Linked DNA regions of Homo sapiens: region 1 is linked to region 2. Evidence: chromatin loops called from intact Hi-C (ENCODE). Cell type or tissue: adrenal gland. All regions are shown on one strand. Links, peaks and the distances in the headings refer to the core of each region. The heading gives the core; the rest is flanking DNA. Region 1 holds the start of LOC105369595 (a long non-coding RNA gene). Region 2 has its middle 11 kb from the start of WNK1.

Evidence for each region. Hi-C counts contacts between places; a loop is a spot of excess contacts. Peaks named below come from ENCODE experiments on the same cell type or tissue, not always from the same donor. Only the 100,000 strongest peaks of a DNase experiment are listed, where the experiment ranks them.
Region 1: a loop joins it to region 2, with 2.7 times the contacts of the local background. A loop is called at or near these places in 96 of 110 quality-filtered maps.

What each region holds. Positions count from the first base shown.
Region 1 is chr12:582,439-592,922 of GRCh38, forward strand. The region is part of intron 1 of NINJ2 (ninjurin 2); the gene reads right to left. It overlaps LOC105369595 (a long non-coding RNA gene), which reads right to left and starts at 4,048. Exons shown (of 2, transcript NR_134624.1): 1 at 3,810-4,048; 2 at 3,260-3,560. It also overlaps the pseudogene RNU7-103P. RefSeq lists a silencer at 1,205-1,499. In adrenal gland, for the core only: CTCF peaks have their summits at 8,858 and 9,143; a DNase peak (open chromatin) is centred at 9,213; H3K27ac peaks cover 835 bases.
Region 2 is chr12:736,647-747,130 of GRCh38, forward strand. No RefSeq gene overlaps it. Among named protein-coding and RNA genes, the nearest start is that of WNK1, 11 kb to the right of the region's middle. RefSeq lists an enhancer at 6,710-6,829. In adrenal gland, for the core only: no CTCF peak of the experiment used is centred there; no DNase peak of the experiment used is centred there.

The sequences.
Region 1 (10,484 bases), core at 1,459-9,458, 150 kb before region 2:
ATGAATGGACGCAGGCAGGCAGGCATGCTAGTGTGAATGAATGAATGGGCACAGGCAGGCAGGCATGCTAGAGTGAATGAATGAATGGACGCAGGCAGGCAGGCATGCTAGAGTGAATGAATGAATGGACGCAGGCAGGCAGGCATGCTAGAGTGAATGAATGAATGGGCGCAGGCAGGCAGGCATGCTAGAGTGAATGAATGAATGGGCGCAGGCAGGCAGGCATGCTAGAGTGAATGAATGAATGGACGCAGGCAGGCATGCTAGAGTGAATGAATGAATGGACGCAGGCAGGCATGCTAGAGTGAATGAATGAATGGACGCAGGCAGGCAGGCATGCTAGAGTGAATGAATGAATGGACGCAGGCAGGCAGGCATGCTGGTGTGAATGAATGAATGGGCGCAGGCAGGCAGGCATGCTGGTGTGAATGAATGAATGGGCGCAGGCAGGCAGGCATGCTAGAGTGAATGAATGAATGGACGCAGGCAGGCAGGCATGCTAGAGTGAATGAATGAATGGGCGCAGGCAGGCAGGCATGCTAGAGTGAATGAATGAATGGGCGCAGGCAGGCAGGCATGCTAGAGTGAATGAATGAATGGGCGCAGGCAGGCAGGCATGCTAGAGTGAATGAATGAATGGGCGCAGGCAGGCAGGCATGCTAGTGTGAATGAATGAATGGGCGCAGGCAGGCAGGCATGCTAGTGTGAATGAATGAATGGGTGCAGGCAGGCAGGCATGCTAGAGTGAATGAATGAATGGGTGCAGGCAGGCAGGCATGCTAGTGTGAATGAATGAATGGGCGCAGGCAGGCAGGCATGCTAGTCCTGCCTTTAGCGCTGGCCCAGATTCAGGCTAGAAGTGCCCTTTCCACAGCTCAGGGCGATGCCCCAGGGCAGCCAGGCAAGTGTCAGGTCCCTGCTGTGCCTTCACCCTCTTTCTAAAAATACTAACGAGCGAGAGACCTCCAAGGCCACCAAACAGATATCCAGTTGTTCTCTGGGGTCAGTCCTTCACAGCCTGAGGCTGCCACCTGGCACCTGCCGCCTCTGGGCCTCCCGCCTGACAGCTGACCCCTGTCATCGCTGTGACTGTTCACTGTAAGGCAAAGTCCAGTTTGGCAGAGGTGGGGACTCCTGAGCAGCCAGGTCCAGCTTGGCCCAGCCTTGCCCATGCTGAATTGTGGGATACCAGGACAGCTTGGGGGTCTCCAACCCTGAGCCCAACCAAAGCAAACCCTTCTTTTTTGCTGGGGCTCTATTTCCACAGCCATGAAATGGAGGCGGTCAACCCCTGCAAAGCCTCGAAGTGTGAGTGGCAGCCTGGCTTGAGGACGCGGACACTTAGAACCAGGACAGCGGAGTCGAGACCTGGCCCTGCCCCTTCATAGCTGCATGGCTTGGGAGCTCTCTCAGTCACCTACTAAAAATGGGGATCGTAAGATTACAGAACAGTGATAGCATTAACCTATTTTTAAGGATCTATATTTATATACTTAGATCAATCTGATAGGGTGCAGACTAAAATATTAAGCATCGTCTTGAGGCGATAGGATATCAGATATTATTTTCTTTTTTTGCTTTATCTGTATTTTCTAATTTTTCTTCAATGAACATTTGGAGTAAAAAAAAAACCCAAAATGTTAAAGCAACAACCAGATAATTAGTACTTAAGTATTTGTCCTGACTTACAGGACAGTTTGAGAATGATGTTTATGAAAGTGGTTTACAAACTGTAAAGTTCTTTGCAAATGTAAATGGTCCTTATCATTTTCTCCAAGGGCATTTTGGAACTACAGGGATGGGGAGAGAATCGTTTCCTGGCCAGGTGCGGTGGCTCACACCTTTAATCCCAGCACTTAGGGAGGCTGAGGTGGGCAAATCACTTGAGCCCAGAAGTTCCAGCCAGCCTGGGAAACATAACGAGACCCTGTCTCCATGAAAAACTTTTTTGGCTGGACACGGTGGCTCACGCCTGTAATCCCAGCACTATGGGAGGCTGAGCTGGGTTGATCACCTGAGGTCAGGAGTTTGAGACCAGCCTGGCCAACATAGTGAAACCCTATCTCTACTAAAAATTAAAAAATTAGCCGAGCATGGTGGCACCCGCCTGTAATCCCAGCACTTTGGGAGGCGGAGGCAGGTGGATCATCTGAGATGAGGAGTTTGAGATCAGCCTGGCCAACATAGTGAAACCCCATATCTACTAAAAATACAAAATTTAGCCGGGTGTGGTGGCGGGTGCCTGTAATCCCAGCTGCTCAGGAGGCTAAGGCAGGAGAATCACTTGAACCCGGGAGGTGGAGGTTGCAGTGAGCCGAGATTGCGCCACTGCACTTCAGACTGGGGGATGGAGTGAGACGTCTCTCAAAACAAAAACAAAAACAAAAATTTAATTAAAAATAAAAGCAGGCTAGGGGCGCGCTCACACCCGTAATCCCAGCACTTTGGGAGGTGGAGGCGGGTGGATCAGGAGTTCGAGACCAGCCTGGCCAATATGGTGAAACCCCGTCTCTACTAAAAATAAAAGAAAATTAGCTGGGCGTGGTGGCGGGCCCCTGTAGTCCCACCTACTTGGGAGGCTGAGGCAGGAGAATCACTTGAACCGGGGAGGCGGAGGTTGAAGTGGGCTGAGATCGCGCCACTGCGCTCCAGCCTGGGAGACAGAGCGAGACTCCGTCTCAATAAACACATAAATAAAAGCAAATCCTTCTTTTCGCTAAGGCTGCATTTCCACCGCCATGAAATGGAGGCTGTCTCTGCAGTGACCTTCACCTGCCGCCAGCGGTTCTCTCCCCGCCATTCACTGGGCTCTGGGGGCTCTGGGCTTCCCTGCTGCAAGCTCTTAACCCTTAGCGTGAGCAGATGGTAGAACTGCCCATGCCAAGAGGGGTCCATACCAACTTCCGGAATAAACGAGGCCAAAGGGAAAGAGTAGGTTCGCCGGGGACAATCCCACACCAGGAAGCCCCACGATTCAACAGCACCACCCAGGATTTCAGTGTCAGTCCTATCCTCATCAGGCAGGCAACGGTTGGAGGAAGGGAACGGTTGGAGGGAAGGGAAGGGAACGGTTGGAGGGAAGGGAAGGGAACGGTTGGAGGGAAGGGAAGGGAACGGTTGGAGGGAAGGGAGGCTGAGCACAGGCACGGTCACGCTGTGTTGCACCCTGGCCTGCTCTGCGGATGAGTCAGCAGCATCGATTAAGCACCCACTGTGTGCAATGTCCTGAACTCTGTGCTGAGATGATAGCTCTGTTTGCTTTCCAGCCAATCAGCAAATATTTATTGAGCATCTGTCTATTTGGGGCAAGTCAGAGTACAGAGGGCATGGCTTAGAAAGGAATAGCTCAGACGGAGTTTGTGATTAATTACGGGAATGGGTGCCAAGTGAGAGATACAAAGGGTGGAAGAGCAGGAGCGCCTCCATCCAGGGGCGTGGAGGAGGCTCTGTGGATCTCAGGGCCATCTCAGCTGGCTCCAGACAGACAAGAAGACTCCTTCAGTGTTCTTCTGGTAATCACAGAAGCTCTGCGCTGGGAACCAGTACCCTAACAGAGGAGACTGGTAAAAGGTTTCCAGATGAGCATTAATGTAACCCACAGTAATTTGCATGGCCCAGTAAAAAGGAACATATGGGGCCCCTCGTTCAAGTTGATTAAGGGTGAGCCTCAGGAATGAAGTCTAAAACAGGAAAAAAGAAAAAAAGACTCGGAATTTCAAGATGGCAAAAGCAGAGAATTAGACCAAATGCAGGACCCTTCTCAGCACAGGGCCCTCCTGAGCAGATCCTGGGAAGCTGGCCCAGCCTACCTGGAAGAGCAGGAGATAAGAACTTGGGATTTCTGGTGACCAGGAGGATCACAGGCCTTGGGAAAGCCAGTGGCTGCTTCATTATTTCCATCCCGGGTCAAGTTCGGCCTCCAGAAGGTGAGATGGCCCAGCCAGATCTGGCTCTGTCCTTAGCCCTTCCCTCTGGTGGCCTGCCACTCTCAGATGATGGTGTCAACAAGACCAGAGGCTGCTGGCTCTTTTCTCAAAAGCCAGGACCAGGGAACAGCGCAAAATACAAAGGCCAACGCCTTCACTGGAGGAAGGGGTGGGAGCTGCTTCTCCCTGGGCAGCGCACGCCCACTCAAAGGCATCCAACCTCAAAGTGCATAAGCTCCCATCCGCCCACAGGGCATGCGTTTCGGCCCTATGTCCAACCTTCCCGTTTTACAAATCAGGACACAGAACCATCGGGGCAAGGGACCTCTCCAAGGCAACAGAACTGGGCAGTGCTGAAACTGGGACAAAGGCTTCTGTGACTCCCACCAGGGTCCTTTCCCCAACAGCCAGGTGCCTTTCTGTGCCCTCTGACTGGATCGTAGGGATCCAGGTGTGGGGATCCCTCTGCAGTGACCTTCACCTTCGGGGCCCTGCTCCCATGAGAATCACTGTTGCCCACGGGGGACGCCATTCACTGGGCTCTGGTATTGTGGAATGGAGTTGAAGTTTGGATGGAAGAGCTCACTGTCCCCTCTGCAGGCCTTTAACCCTTAGTGTGAGCAGATGGTAGAACCCCTGCCAGTGCCAAGAGGGGTTCATACCAATATCTGGGATAAACAAGGCCAAAGGGAAAGCGTAGGCTCCCCAAGCACAGTTTCTTTTCTTGCTACTAAACACCTGTGGGAGGAGGAGGCTCAGCCCTTCCTGTGGAGCATCTCTGCCAGGGTTCAATAGTATTGGACTAGAGTCCTGATCTGGGTCAACAAAAAGACTAGGGGACCAGGAGGCAAGAGTCAGCTCACCAGGACGGGCTGCAAACGGGGAGGTCTGCATCCAGGGTGAAGCTGCCCCTCCACAGGAAGCAGGCCCAGGAACCCCTGGCAATGCAGACAGGCTGAACCCACAGCACAGCCCCCATGGCGGGAGCAACTCCCGGTCAAGCGGCGGCAGGAAGTGCCCCAAAGGTGTCCACTTTTATTGTGCAGGACAGAATGTCTGCACATGCACCATCTTACAGAATTTGCACAGCTGCCTAAGGACAGAAGCTGAGGCTGCATTGTAAGGACACGCAAAGGGAGCCCCAGAGGACTGAAGTCCCTTTCTTAGGGCTCCTCAGGCTCTCTGACCAGTGAAGTTCTACAGCTGGGAGGGGAGCTGGGCTTTCCTAGTCTTGGCCCGATGCTTGTGGTCTGGCCTCTGACCACTCTCCATCTCACCCTGCCCAGCGCTGAGCCATTCTTCCCTGCCCCGGGGCCTCTGTGCAGGTGGGGGGTGGGGGTGGCCAGGGACCCTGCGCCTCACAGGCAGGTCACCAGGATCTGTAGAGCAGATTGAACACCCCATCCCCCGTGTTTGAAATGCCCTCTGGGCCCTTCCTCGCCGTCCACCCAGGAAGCTCTTCCTTCCATTAAGCTGGTTATTTCCACCACAGGGCCTTGGTGACACCTCTCACCTGATCACTATCCGTTCTCTCACTGGACGGTGAACTCCTTCAGGGTAGGAGCCGTAGTATGAGGCTGGCACTTACTGATAACTAGTAGTTGTTTTATCCATGAAGGGAGGGGACGACCTACACAGGCCTACACTTTAGGCATGACACGACAGCCAACATAGTCCCCAGACCAGTGTATCATCCTTCCACTATGTAAACACAGATAGGTTTCCCCTTGAAAAAAATTCCCACTATGTGAAAAGCCAAATCAATTTACAAGACAGCAAAATGGCGGAAGGAAGGGAAGGGACGGAAGGGACGGAAGGGACGGAAGGGACGGAGGGGACGGAAGGGACGGAGGGGACGGAAGGGACAGAAGGGAGGGAAGGGAGGAGGAGACATCTTGCAAATGGACTCCCCGCAGACTCCTTCAAATAGTCCCCTTTGTGAATCTCTTTCTAATCTTAGAATGAGGAAAACCTTTATAACTATGACATCAAATCCGGAAGCCATAAAGGATTAATACATTTGACTGCATAAAATTAAAATTATTTGAATGCAAAATAATAATAGCATATACACTTATAGCGCTCATTTCATGTCAAACCCTGCACAGAACACTTTATATATCTGAAGTCGTGTCATTCTCATAACAATCCCTGGGATAAGTACTGTCCTTATCTAAGGGACTCTGAGGTTAAGTAACTAAACTATGGTCATTCAGCCAGTAAGTTACAGACAAAACCCAGTAGCCTGCCTTCAGAGTGTGTGCTCCAGCCATTTCCTCGACCACCACACACCACACAAAATCAGGAGACAAAGAGAAACGGGGGGAACACTGCTGCACAGAGCACAAAGGACTGATTATCCTGAAGTCTGTGGAGGCCTTAAAAATGAGCCAACAGAAAAACTGAGTACAAACAAGCAAGCCCCTGAAGAAACATCACAAATCTGTGTAATAGATATGATAGCCTACATGATTGGCGAAGACTTAAGAGACTGATAATACTCAGTGTTGGTGAAGACATGGCTAAGCAAGCACTTTCACGTCCTTGGTAGAAATGTAAATTACTACCAAACGTACCAGAATTGTTACAATCATTTTTTTTTGGAGGACAATCTGACAATTATCTATTAAAATTTAAAATAGTCTTACCTAGTAAGTCCACTTCTAGGAGTCTCCCACAGAATAAGTCTCCCACAGAAAATGCTCCCCAAAGCTCAAAAAGACAAGCTATTCCATGCATCATTATTGATAATGTCAAAAACTGGGAATGAGCCAAATTGTAATCAAGGGTGTGTGGGCTAAATAAGCTGGCCTACAACCACACAATTAAATACTACATGTGTCTTTGAAAAGAGAGAGGTGTTCTTGTTCAATCAGTAAAAAACAATGGACAAAATGAAACAAAACAAAAAGAATGAGGTAGATCCCTATGATTAGATACAGAAGATATCTAAAATGTATTTAGTGGGGAGCAAGTCAGTAAGAACATGATATGATTCTATATTGGTAAAAATGAAACAAAGTATTCAGAGGATCTACTTTATATTTCAATGCATTAGAATAAGCACAGGAAACAGATATGGGAGGAATTTCTATCACACTAAAGACTTTCCCTTTCTTTCTAAGTTATGTATTTTCCCAATTGTAGGTTGTTTTCTCATGGGAGTTTGGTTTCAGTAAAAACCAGAGAACCTGCTAGACAAATTCTAGAAGAGCTCTAACACTTCCACTTCTAATTTTTCACACCTAAGACATCATCCTGTTACAATCAGGAAAAATATAATAAAGATGAAATTAAATATGCGATAAATAGCAAAAAACACCTTCCCTGTTTCTTTCTTTCTTCTACAAGCATGTGCTGGGTATGCCTCCTGAGTCCTAGGCACTGATGTCTCAGGCTGGGCATGCAGAGACGAATCCATATGGCTCCTGCTCTCAAGAAACTTCTGGAAGGGGGGAAACAGTTGGTAAATTTAGGGGGGGATTGTCTCCTGGACTCAGTTTTCCTCCGTGGGGTGAGGCAGATGGGCTGCTGTGGCAGCCGTCTCAGAGAGGGCGGGGTCTCCCTGTCAGGACCCAAGGGGTCCTAGGGTACAGGTGGAAGGCAGAGGTGGAGCGGTGTGGGGCAGCGGATCAGGGAGGGGCTGATGAGGCACTTAGGCTTTGTCCTGAGGGCAGCAGGGAGCAGTAGGAAGGTTATCCGCAGCCAGTGGCATCCTTAGAGCAGCGTCTTATTTTTTATTTTCGTTATTTTCTGTAGAGACGGTGTCTTGCTATATTGCACAGGCTGGTCTGGAATCCTGGTCCCAAACAAGTGGTCCTCCTGCCTCAGCCTCCCAATGTGCTGTAGCAGCATTTTAGCAGGACCATGATGGAAGCGGCTCGAAGGATGGGCTGGAGCGGAGAGCCACGCGCGGGAGCCCTGCTGGAGGTCTGCAGCACAGCATTGGCAGTGGGTATAAAAATGGGACTGCCCCAAGAGAGGGTGAGGAAACAGAACTGGCAGGACTGGGTGAGCGATTGGATGCTGAGGGTGGGGAAAGGGAGGGGTGGAAGACGACACCCTGTGCCTCTGGCTGGGTGGCAACTTTGTGCCTTCATAGTCTAAAAACGCACCCTCAGCGTTGCAGCCCCAATAGGACTCAGTTGATGAACAACTTTCCAGGAACGTGGCTCTTGTGTGAAAGGGGCACCTGCGGGAACCTGCACAGATGCAGCTGCCTGGTGGGATTACAGCAGTCCGCCCAGCCACTGCCCAGGGCGCCTGGAAGCCTGTCAAGGGCATAGTCCTTTGTGGCTGATGCTTACAGCTGATCAGAACCCAGGACACTAGCACTTACTATCAAGGTTATAGGGAGGCTGATGCTTACAGCTGATCAGAACCCAGGACACTAGCACTTACTATCAAGGTTATAGGGAGGCTGATGCTTACAGCTGATCAGAACCCAGGACACTAGCACTTACTATCAAGGTTACTGGGAGGCTGATGCTTACAGCTGATCAGAACCCAGGACACTAGCACTTACTATCAAGGTTATAGGGAGGCTGATGCTTACAGCTGATCAGAACCCAGGACACTAGCACTTACTATCAAGGTTACTGGGAGGCTGATGCTTACAGCTGATCAGAACCCAGGACACTAGCACTTACTATCAAGGTTATAGGGAGGCTGATGCTTACAGCTGATCAGAATCCAGGACACTAGCACTCACTATCAAGGTTATAGGGAGGTGGCAGAGAAAAGAAGTTCAGCGAGAGTGGTGCCTCTTTTCAAAATGGTATGACAGTCCCTAGGTTCTCTGGCTCCTGTTTCTGGATTCAGTGCTGTGAGGGCCTCTCACCATCATGTGGTCTGTGTGAACCAACCATCAGGGCAGTTTAGGTACTGCAGGGTGTTGGGGCCCCAGTCCTTAGCAGGGTTCAAGCAGCGGGTGCCATGCCTAGATCTTACAATTCCCGGCAGCATCTCCCTTCACCTCCTGCTTGCTGAGAGCACTTTGGTGGGCAGAAATAGCCCTGTCACTCATGCCCAGCTGCACACACGTCAACAACCTGGGGCTGTGCGCTCTCCTGATGCAAGGTCCTTTCTGCTAGTCATGACTACTAAGACCTGCTGCCCAGGACTGAGTGCTGATTCACCTACTAGGTTGGTCAGAGGGTTGGGGGCAACTCTGATTGCAGAAGCTCTCTGGATGGGCAGTGCTAGCGGAGTTCCATAGAGCTGGTCTTAAAAGCAGGGGCCTTTTGGCTGAGCTCCGAGTCCCTGGAGGGACAGTGTCTGCTGTGAACAGATGTCACGGAGGGAGCAGTGCAGTGTCACCAGTCTGGCTTCTCGCCCCAGGTCCCTTGGGCACGTCTTATCTTATCGTGCAGCTGGGCTGGGGGTGCTGCCAGACTTTGTGGGAGCTGGCTGCAAGGGCCAAGGGTGTTTCTTTAGAGATATTTCTCAGGTTCTGGGCCTCATTAGAACAGGAAAGCCTTCTGAAAGAGTGACGTGGCCGGCGGCAGGTATGGTGTGTGACTTAACTAGTCAATTTTGAGCAAACAGAGGCCCCCAGGCGTTTTTCCCGGGTCACTCCCTTTGCCCCTCCTGCTCTGCTCATCCTTCCAACTGCTCCTTTAGCCTGAAGGCCTGGAGCCCCAGCCGCCAGGCTGTAGCCAAACGCATATCTTGTTTGCATTCTCGGTGAACTTACCATTAATCTGTGACAGATGAAAAATAGGAACTTTGAAGCCAGAATGGGGTCAAGTCTGGCTTTACTGCCTGCTGCTAGGTGACCTTGAACAAGCTAAGTTGTCTGAGCCATAGTGTCCCCAAGTGCAAAATGGGATAAAAGATAGTCCCTACCTCACTGGGCTGCTGCGACAACAGTAGGGCACACATAAAACAGTTAGGTGTCTCCTAGATAACATGAGGGAGTCATCGTCATTGCCGGAGGGATTCAGAGTGGACCCGTCACGGTACATTCTTGTGAATATCCAACAAACAGGTGTTGAACAAATGGAGAAAGATATTAGACACAGATTACGAAGAAACAGAATAACTAGCTTCTCTGGCCAGGAGCGGTGGCTCACTCCTGTAATCCCAGCACTTTGGGAAGTCGAGGCTGGCGGATCACTTGAGGTTAGGAGTTCAAGACCAGCCTGGCCAACGTGGTGAAACCCCGTCTTTACTGAAAATACAAAATTAGCCGGGCGAGGTGGCGCATGCCTGTAATCCCAGCTACTTGGGAGGCTGAGGCAGGAGAATCGCTTGAACCCAGGAGGTGGAGGTTGCAGTGAGCCAAGATTGTGCCATTGCCCTCCAGCCTGGGCACCAAAAGAAAAACTCCATCTCAAAATTTAAAAAAAAATCAATTACAAATTATTTGGTTAGTTGTAAGAAGCAGAACATACTAAGGAATGTAGTCCAAGTCCAAGCTCTGTTCAGGGATAAATACTGTCATTATAAAAATTAGTGAAAATAAGCCAACTGAAATTCATCTCAGAAAAGTTATGAAAAGACAATAAAACACACCTTAGGAAAACAGCAAGGAAGAACAAAATTAAGATAATTACA
Region 2 (10,484 bases), core at 1,359-9,358:
AGGATCACTTCAGATCACTTCAGCCTGGGAGTTTGAGGCTGCAGTGAGCCGTGATCACACCACTGTGACAGAGCGAGACCCTGTTTCCAAAAAAAAACTTTTTAAAGTAGTGGTCAGGGCTGGGCACAGTGGTTCACACCTGTAATTCCAGTACTTTGGGAGGCTGAGGCAGAAGGATCACTTGACCCCAGGAGTTCAAGACCAGCCTGGACAACATAGTGAGATCCCATCTCTAAAATTAAAAAAAATATATAGTGGCCAGAACTGAGCATCATACTATCTATTAATGGTTCTTAAGCTTTTTTTTTTTTTTTTTTTTTTGAGGAGGTGGGGGTCAAACACACCTTTGGGAGTCAGGTGAAAACTATGTACCCTTCCTATAAAAGAATATAGACACAAAATTCTTTATTTGCTGAGGCATGGTGTTAATATTAATCAACAAACCAACCAAGGCTGTGTCTCGGAAGATTTAGTTGGTGTTTCTTTTAGTGTTTACTGAGTCATTACGATGTTGAATAGTACAGATCAGGGACAAAATTTGGCATGTGCCTGAGGTCCTCCCTCTGTACAGCTGTGCTCTTGATATCTTCCAGCTCACATTTCTCCATTGTGCCCATGAAAATATCCTAATAGACTTCGTAATAAGCCTTGATAAAAATAAAAGGACACCATGTCTTATAGCATTTCCTTGATTCAGCAGGTTAGTGTTCTTATCAGAAAAGGAAATGGGCATTATGACAAGGCATTAGTTTTAGAGTTGATGCCATATTTATCATGTTATGCAACAGTCGTGCTTCCGAGATTTGTGCAAATAATATACTAATAATAACCAACATATATAGAACTTACTGATAGGCGCTGTTCCAAAGGGGTTACACCCACTTGCGAATTTAATCTAACAACCGATGCAGCGGGTGCTGCTATTATCCACGTTTTATAGATGAGGGAAAAGGCAGAGGGAGATTAAGGAGCTCGGACAAGTTAAGTAGCTACTAAGTGACAGAGCCAGGGTTTGAACCCAGGGTTTGTCTAGAGAATTCATGTGCAAATACAGCCTGGTAATTTTAAAATCTCAGACTTAGAGGAACACTGAGCTTTTAATAATTATCTGCAAATTTGGTTTCCTCCCTCAGGATGTCTATCCTGGTTCCACGCTGTTTACCTGTCAAAGAGAATGAATAGAGCATCCTTAGCGCTTGCTATTTGCCCAGAAAAATATGTTTTCAGGTAGGCAAGTTTCTTTCTAATCAGTAAATACGAGAGGGGGAAAATCCTAAGACTCACTAAGATTCAGTGTCTTGGGTTTAGATGGAGGTTATATTTGGACATACAATTACCTGCTAGTAAAGTTAGTCACTGTGTAGGTGACTCTACGGCCGAACTCATCCCCTTTCTGTGTCTCAGTTTCCCCATATATTTTATTCCAGTTTGCACCCTTCCTCAAAGGGACTGTGGGAGAAAGAGGATAAGTGTATGAGTTTGAGAAAAAGATAGCAGAAAAATACAAGGTGCCATTAGAAGTTATCTGTCCTGAACAATAAGCCATTACAGACCAATAAACAGGCCAGGCACGGTGTCATGCACCTGTAGTCCTAGCTACTGGGGAGGCTGAGGTGGGAGGATCATTTGAGCCCAGGAGTTAAAGGCTGCAGTGAGCCGAGATCATGCCACTGCACTCCAGCCTGGGCGACAGGGTGAGACCCTGCCCGCCCCTGCCAAAAAGAAAAGAAAAGAAAAGAAAAAAATTTTAAAAGACCAATAAACACCGTTTTGGAATTAAAACTACTGTAAAATAACGAACTTGAGTGGGCCATTGCATCACCTTTTAAAAATACAGATATGCAAGCCCAGCTAGAAAACTAATCCTAAATTTAACATGAGGATTAGGCCTGCCGTCCTCATTTAAATTAAGAGTCACATAAATTGCCGGCTATAACTTCAGGGACTATTGTTAATGAGGGATTTTAACTGTGAAGTGGACTGTTGTCAGGATCAGGAAGCAGGTCAGACTTTATTTGACACAATATTGCATGTCCCTTGTGCCTCTATTTTTACCTAAAAAAATATAAAAACTGACTGGGAAGGCCCTTTAAAACCCCAGTTAATATCATAGAAATACTAAAAGCTTATAGTGTGTTAGAAGCTGACAAGCTATCATAATATCTAAATGGATCTGTTGACCTTTAAAATGGAGCTTGGCTCTCATGTCCATTTGTCACAATTTCCTACTTATTTCCTTCCCCACCTTTTCCCCATTGTCAACTCTTGTTATTCTCAGTGGTCATGGAAAAAAAAAATTACTTTGAGGGCCTTAATGTGATTGAAAACAACACAGACTGGCAGGTCATCCCTCCTCCTTACTGGACTATTTCTAACTGGGCTCATTACAGAGCCTCTAAACAGTGAGAGTGAAAAGCCTCGAACACAAAGCTCGTTAAGGAATTCATTTTGGTCTTCCCCTCACTCCTCACCACAATGCTCTAGTGATTATATTCAGTCCAATTATGTATGTTCTACATGTAATTAAAATGTACAAGATGATCAGATTGCATAAGCTTTGAAATGGTCTTCTTATAAAACAGAGTATCATTAATATTAGAGTGGAGAGAGAAACCGAATTTTGCAAAGAAGGAATGAATGCGAGATTGAGCTAGAGGAGATTGGATGAATGGGTTAGTCAAGCTGGGATGGAGAAGTAATGAATACGAAGCTCTATATCTTATATTTAGTATTTAAATAATTATAGTAATAATTTTTTAAAACCTTTATTTTTTCTTCTTTTGTTTTGAGACAGAGTCTAGCTCTGTTGCCCAGGCTGGACCACAGTGGCACAATCTCGACTCACTGCTACCTCTGCCTCCCGGGTTCAGGGTTCAAGCGACTCTCCTCCCTCCGTTACTGAGTAACTGACTACAGGCGCGCAACCACATCGGCTGATTTTTGTATTTTCAATAGAGAAGTGGTGTCACTGTGTTGGCCAGGCTGGTCTCGAATTCCTGGCCTCAAATGATCCACCCACCTCAGCCTCCCAAAGTTCTGGGATTACAGGCATGAGCCACCACACCTGGCCTTTAAAAAGTGAAACATCATGATTTTCTGGCCTTTGAAGAGATAATATAATTTTTAAGTGTGTGTCTTTGGCCAGACATGGTGGCTCACACCTGTAATCCCAGCACTTTGGGAGGCCGAGGTGGGTGGATCACCTGAGGTCAGGAGTTCGAGACGAACCTGACCAACATGGGGGAAACCTCGTCTCTACTAAAAATACAAAAATTAGCCAGGTGTGGTGGCACATGCCTGTAATCCCAGCTACTCGGGAGTCTGAGGCAGGAGAATCGATTGAACCCGGGAAGCGGAGGTTGTGGTGAGCCGAGATCAGGCCATTGCACTCCAGCCTGGGCAACAAGAGCGAAACTCCATCTCAATAAAAATAAATAAAAGTATATCTTTTACTGTTATGATGAACACATTTCATTAAAAAACCTAGTTTGTTCTGTGTGTGTGTGTGTGTGTGTGTGTGTGTGTGTGTGTAAGTGTGCATGAATGTGTGTGAGGGTGGGCTTGGATACACAAAATTAAATTTTATTTTTTGAGACAGCATCTCGCTCTGTCACCAGGCTGGAGTGCAGTGGCTCGATCTTGGCTCACCGCAAGCTCCGCCTCCCGGGTTCACACCATTCTCCTGCCTCAGCCTCCCGAGTAGCTGGGACTACAGGCGCCCGCCACCATGCCCGGCTAATTTTTTGTATTTTTTTAAGTGGAGACAGTGTTTCACCGTGTTAGCCAGGATGGTCTCGATCTCCTGACCTTGTGATCTGCCCACCTCGGCCTCCCAAAGTGCTGGGATTACAGGCGTGAGCCACCGCGCCCGGCTGCACAAAATTAAACATTTTAAGTCAATCACGTAGTTAATCAACACCTGCTGTGCCCAAGGCCTTCTTAGAGAGGACACAAGTAAGTGTGAGGCATAGACCTTATTCTCAGCCAGCTTACATCTGATTGTGGAAATATGTAGGAATGTCAACAATGATCCTCCCGGTTAGCTGACAAGTTTTTCAACAAGCTGCTACACAGATTTTCATTCATGTAACTCGATGATTAGAAGATGCTTCTTGAGAGGATCTGTGCACTTGAAAATCTCTTAGGAAATCTATTTTGGAATGTCATCTATCTTTAGGGGGTGGCCATGTATCACAGGTGTCTACAGAGGTAACACTGTTTTTTCCATTTCAAAAACTGAATCAGAATAGATGTGGCAATAAGGGCTAAGTCTTTACGGGGCTTCACATTGCTCTTCCAGCTGGTGTTCCGCCCTCGAGGCGTCCTTCTAATGACTACCTGTGGGCAAAGACAGCCCGACAGACTTTATTTTTCTAATCAAGACCTAGCCCTGGTGTCCTGATTCTTTTTGGAAGCCAATCCACACTCCAACCTGTCTTGGCTTGTTATAGGCAGAGACAAGTGATAAGATCCCCCAGTCCTATCCTGTCATAAGGTAATACCTCTGTCAAAGCTCCGTGGTGAGAGCTGTAGAGATGCATAGATAGAGAGCTGAAATCAGCCTGGCAGCTGACAGGGTCTAATTTGAGAAGCTACTCCCTACCTGTACTAAACTATGAGGCCACACTACCTTGTTTTTCTCTAGGAAGCCCCACATTCATATCTAGTTTCCTTGTACACATGCATACCCATAGCCTGGCCCCTTTATCATCATGACTATAATTATTGCTTAGCACCCTTATTGAAGAGTGAGAATTGCATAGCCTACAAGATGTGAAATTCAACATGCTTCTTCTCCAGTGGGAACCTCATCTAGATACGCATGCAAAAGACATTTCAAAGTATCTTAGGAAGGGTGGGGAAGGGAAAACACAGGAGGGTGAAATAAATAATCATTTCAGGATTTTCCAAGTAAGAAACTTCACAGGAAGTGGGTTCCAAAGGGAGTAGGTTGAGGTAACTTGCCACTCTGAAATAGAATGCCAACTTATTAATTCAGTTCAACGAAGGGCTCAGCTCTGGGAAGGTCAGCTTGCTAAGATCTCATTCACTACGGACTTCAGTGGCCCAGGTTCCTTTTCTTCATCTTCTTCCCCTATTGTTTCCTGGTATAATTTCATGAGCTTTGTGATTATTATTATTATTATTATTATTATTTAGAAGGAGTCTTGCTCTGTCGCCCAGACTGGAGTGCAGTGTCACAATCTCAGCTCACTGCAAACTCCGCCTCCCGGGTTCAAGCACTTCTCCCGCCTCAGCCTCCCAAGTAGCTGGGATTACAGGTGCATGCCACCACGCCCAGCAAATTTTTGTATTTTTAGTAGAGACAGGGTTTTGCCATGTTGGCCAGGCTGGTCTCGAACTCCTGAGCTCAGGTGATTCACTCACCTTGGCCTCCCAAAGTGCTGGGATTACAGGTGTGAGCCACTGCACCTGGCCGAGACTACTATTTAAAGAGTATTATTACTGTCTTAAGAGAATGTATACTTCTATCTACTGAGAAGTATTACCTGCTATAGAGTTTGGCACTCTTTTCCTAATTCCCAGCTATTCTAAGGGAGTCAATTTACCATATCTTCAATTGGTCCAAACACAGGCAGACGCTGGAAGATGATAATATTATTGCTGTTGTTGAATTTGCTAAATACTCTTTTTGGTTACAGAATTAACCTGACTGTAGAGGTTAATTAAGCAAAGTATGTTCAGTAAAATTATCTTAAGATTCAGAAAATTGGCTGGGCGCGGTGGCTAACGCCTGTAATCCCAGCACTTTGGAAGGCCGAGGTGGGCAGATCACCTGAGGTCGGGAGTTCGAGACCAGACTGGCCAGCATGGTGAAACCCCATTTCTACTAAAAATACAAAAATCGGCCAGGCGTGGTGGTAGGTGCCTGTAATCCCAGCTACTCGGGAAGCTGAGGCAGGAGAGTTGCTTGAACCTGGGTGGCGGAGGTTGCAGTGAGCTGAGATTGCGCCATTGCACTCTAGGCTGGGCGACAGGGCAAGACTCCGTCTCAAAAAAAAAAAGATTCAAAAAATTATCACTGAATGTCAAATTATGAATATATAAGTAGCATACAGAATGTGCCTTGATCATAAATGACTAAATAATGTAAGCAAACTCTTAGAGATCATAAGGAGTTGGGAAGCTTGTCCTTCTATTTACTGGTAAGGAGGTACTCAGGTGAACATTATGTTCAGAATCTTTTCAATATCTGTCTTGATAGCTATCCCTATCCCTCCCAACCATCGAAATGGATGAAAATGACCATTGCTTAAAGGTTTTTCAAACTGAATTAGTAATATCATTTTTTCATTTTTACCATAGAGTGTATGTAGACTTTTCAGGTAGGTTTCATATCTCTTGGGTATTGAGACAAATAGTTTGTAAGCAGAATAGGATGCTTTATAGAGTATTCAATAATTCAATATTATGTTTCAATAATTTTGGCACAACTAAATATCATTTTAAAAATCTGATTTCTTGAAGAATAACTTATATACAATAAAAAATTGCCCATTTAAAGTATAGTCAGGGCCAGGTGCGGTGGCTCACACCTGTAATCCCAGCACTTTGGGAGACCAAGTTGGGATAATCATTAACATAGCAAGATCCCCGTCTCTACGAAAAAAAAAAAATTAGCTTGGCATGGTGGTGTGCATCTGTAGTCCCAGCTACTCAGGAGGCTGAGGCCTGAGGATCCCTTGAGCCCAGGAATTTGAGGCTGTGATGAGCTATGATTGCACCACAGCACTCTAGCCTGGGCAACAGAGCAAGACCCTGTCCTTAAAAAAAAAAGTATAATCACCCACTTAATGAGTTTTGAATGAATACAGTCATGTAACCATCACCAAAATTAAGACAGAAAACATTCTCGTGACTCAAAAAGTTCTCTGCGCTCCTCTGCAGTTCATTTCCTCCCCCTCTAACCCCAGAACTGATCATTCTGCCGCCAGTTTTGGGTTTTCTACATGGCCACATAAATGAAATCAGTAGACTTCTGTGTCTGGCTTCTTTCATTTAGCATCATGCTTTGGGAGTTATCCATATGATTGCACATACCACTTCGTTTATTTTTATTGCTGAGTAGCATTCCATCATAAGGGCACAACACAATTTACTTGCCTGTTCACCAGTTGATAGATATTCGGTTTGTTTCTAGTTTTTGGCTATCATGAGTAAAATTGTTATGAAATTTTCCATGCAAGTCTTTGTGTGGACATGTTTCCATTTCTCTTGGGTTAAATATCTGGCAGTGGAATTGCTAGATCATGTGGTAAGTATATGTTCAACTTTAATTATTAGAGAGTCAAGCTATTTCCCAAACTGGCTGAACCACTGTACTCCCGGTAGCAACGTATGAGAAACTAGTTGCTCTACATCCTCACCAACCATTTTTAATTTTAGTCATTTTCGTGGGTATGTGGTGATATTTCATGGTAATTTTAATTTTCACTTCCTTAATGACTAATGATGTACATCTTTTCATGTGCCTATTTATCCTTTCATTTATATTGTTTGGTGAAGTATCTGTTCAAATCTTTTGCACACATTTTTACTGTACTATTATCTTAAGGTTGAATTGTAAGAGTTTCCTATATATTCTGTTTACAAATATTTTTTCAGATATTTGTTTTGCAATATTGACTCCCAGTCTGTGGCCCTTTCATTTTTGTAATATCATCTTTAAAGAACAAACATTTCTGGCTGGGCACGGTGGTTCACACCTGTAATCCCAGCACTTTGGGAGGCTGAGGCAGGAAGATTCCTTGAGCCCAGGAGTTTGAGACCAGCCTAGGTAACACAGGAAGACCTTGTCTCTACTCTGTAAAAAACAAACCAAACAAAAAAGAACACGAACTTCCAATTTTGATGAAGTCCAGTTTAACAATTTTTTCTTTTATGGTTTGTGCTTTTTGTGTCCTAAAAAGTCTTTTATTTTTATTTTCTGTAGAGACAGGGTTTTGCTATTTTGCCCAAGCTGGTCTTGAACTCCCGGTCTCAAGTAATCTTCCTAGGCTCCTAAAGTGTTGGGATCACAGATGTGAGCCGCTGCAGCCAGACCTAAAAATTCTTTGCTTAGGCCAGGTGTGGTGGCTCACACCTGTAATCCCAACACTTTGGGAGGCGGAGGTGGCAGATCACGAGGTCAAGAGATCAAGACCATCCTGGCCAACAGGGTGAAACCCTGTCTCTACTAAAAATACAAAAATTAGCTGGGCGTGGTGGCACGCATCTGTAGTCCCAGCTACTTGGGAGGCTGAGGCAGGAGAATCACTTGAACCTGGGACGTGGAGGTTGCAGCGAGCCAAGATTGTGCCACTGCACTCCAGCCTGGTGACAGAGTGAGACTCCGTCTCAAAAAAAAAAAGAAAAAAAAATTCTTTGCTTAACCCAGAATCACAAAGATTTTCACCTGTTTTCTTCTAGAAGTGTTATAGTTTTAACCCTTATTTAGAATTGAAATGTCTTCTTGAGGAATTGACCTCTTCGTAATTATGAGAGATCCCTTTCTATCTCTGTTAATAGTCCTTGTTTTGTATTAATATAGCCACTCTTGTTTTATTTTGATTGGTGTTTTCTTGGTATATATTTTTTCATCCTTTTAATCTGTGTCTTAATCTTTAAAGTTTTTTTTCATAGGCAGCATGTAGTATGGTGTTGTTTTTTATCCAATCTTTTAATGTCTTCCTTTGAATTGGAGAGTTTAAAAGAGATTAAACCATATAATTTTAACATAATTGTCAGTGTGGTTGAACTAAAATCCTCTTGTTGGTCTGTTTTCTAGTCATTTCATTCGCTCTCTTTTTGTTCTTTTTCTGCCTTCTTCTGAATTATTTAAGTTTTTTTTTTTTTTGTTTTTTGAGACAGAGTCCCGCTCTGTCGCCCAGGCTGGAATGCAGTGGCGCCATCTCCGCTCACTGCAAGCTCCGCCTCCCGGCCCGGGTTCACGCCATTCTCCTGCCTCAGCCTTCCGAGTAGCTGGGGCTACAGGCGCCCACCACTACGCCCAGCTAATTTTTTTGTATTTTTAGTAGAGACGGGGTTTCACCATGTTCGGCAGGATGGTCTCAAACTCCTGACCTTGTGATCCACCCACCTTGGCCTCCCAAAGTGCTGGGATTACAGGCGTGAGCCACCACGCCTGGCCCCTTATTTAAGCATTTTTTAATGGTTCAATTTTACCCCTACTACTGGTTTATTACCTATACCTCTGTATTTGATAATTTTAGTGATTGCTTCAGTCTTTCCAATATGTAACTTGAAATTATTATAGTTTACCTTCAAATAATATTATGACATTTCATATATAGTATAAGACCCTAATAACATTATTCTTCCATTTCCTCCTCCTGTCCCTTATGCTATAACCATTATACATTTACTTCTATATATATTATTTTTTTAAAATTTTATTTACTTTAAAAATATTTTTTGTTTTTTAGAGACAGGGTCTCACTATGTTGCCCAGGCTGGTCTTAAACTCCTGGCATCAAGTGATGCTCACACCTCGGCCTCCCAAAGTGTTAGGATTACAGGCATGAGCCTCCATGTCCCGCTTACTTCTTCATATATTATAATGCATATTATACCTTGTTTTTACGTTTGCTTGAAACCATCATTTACCTTTTAACATGACTAATAAAGTGCCTTTTATGTTTTCTTTTATTTATTTTCTTTTTTATTTTCTGGGCTTTTATATTTTCCAACATATTTTTTTTCTGGTATTTTCATTCCTTGTTTAAATCCTAATTTACTACTCCTTTTACTAATATACTAATACTTTCCTTTAAAAAAATTATTGCAATGCAGGTCTGCTTGCAATGAATTCTCTCACCAAAAAATATATCTAGGTTGGATGAGGAGTAGTGGTGAAACAGTCCAACAGGTGTATTTTGTAAAAGCTTCCTAGGTGATTCTGATAAATCTTTTCCTGTGAGAGCATGTTAAAGCCTGGGACATTTTAAATATTTCCCCCTATGTTCTTTCCAGATAATGTGAAAAACTTATACTTGGTAATGTCTTATGGTGACATACTGTGCAGCTATTAAAGAACGATGTTTCCAGAGAGTATGTAATACACTGGAAAAGCTTACGACATAATTATAAAATTTTTATCTGTCTGGAAAGAAATACGCCTACATATTAAAGGTTGCTATCTATGGCTGGGTAGATTTTCTGGTAATTTTCACTTTCTTCCATACTTTATTCTGTAACGTTCAAATTATCTGCAACGAGTGACAATGTGTTAAGAAATTCACAAAATAAAGAGATGAGTATTCAGCTGGGCACCGTGGCTCACGGCTGGCCAACATGGTGAAACCCCACCACTACTAAAAAGAAAAATAAGCCGGGCATGGTGGCGTGTGCCTGGAGTCCCAGCTTCTTGGGAGGCTGAGGCAGGAGAATCACTTGAACCCGGGAGGCAGAGGTTGCAGTGAGCCAAGATTGCACCACTGCACTCCAGCCTGGGCGACAGAGTG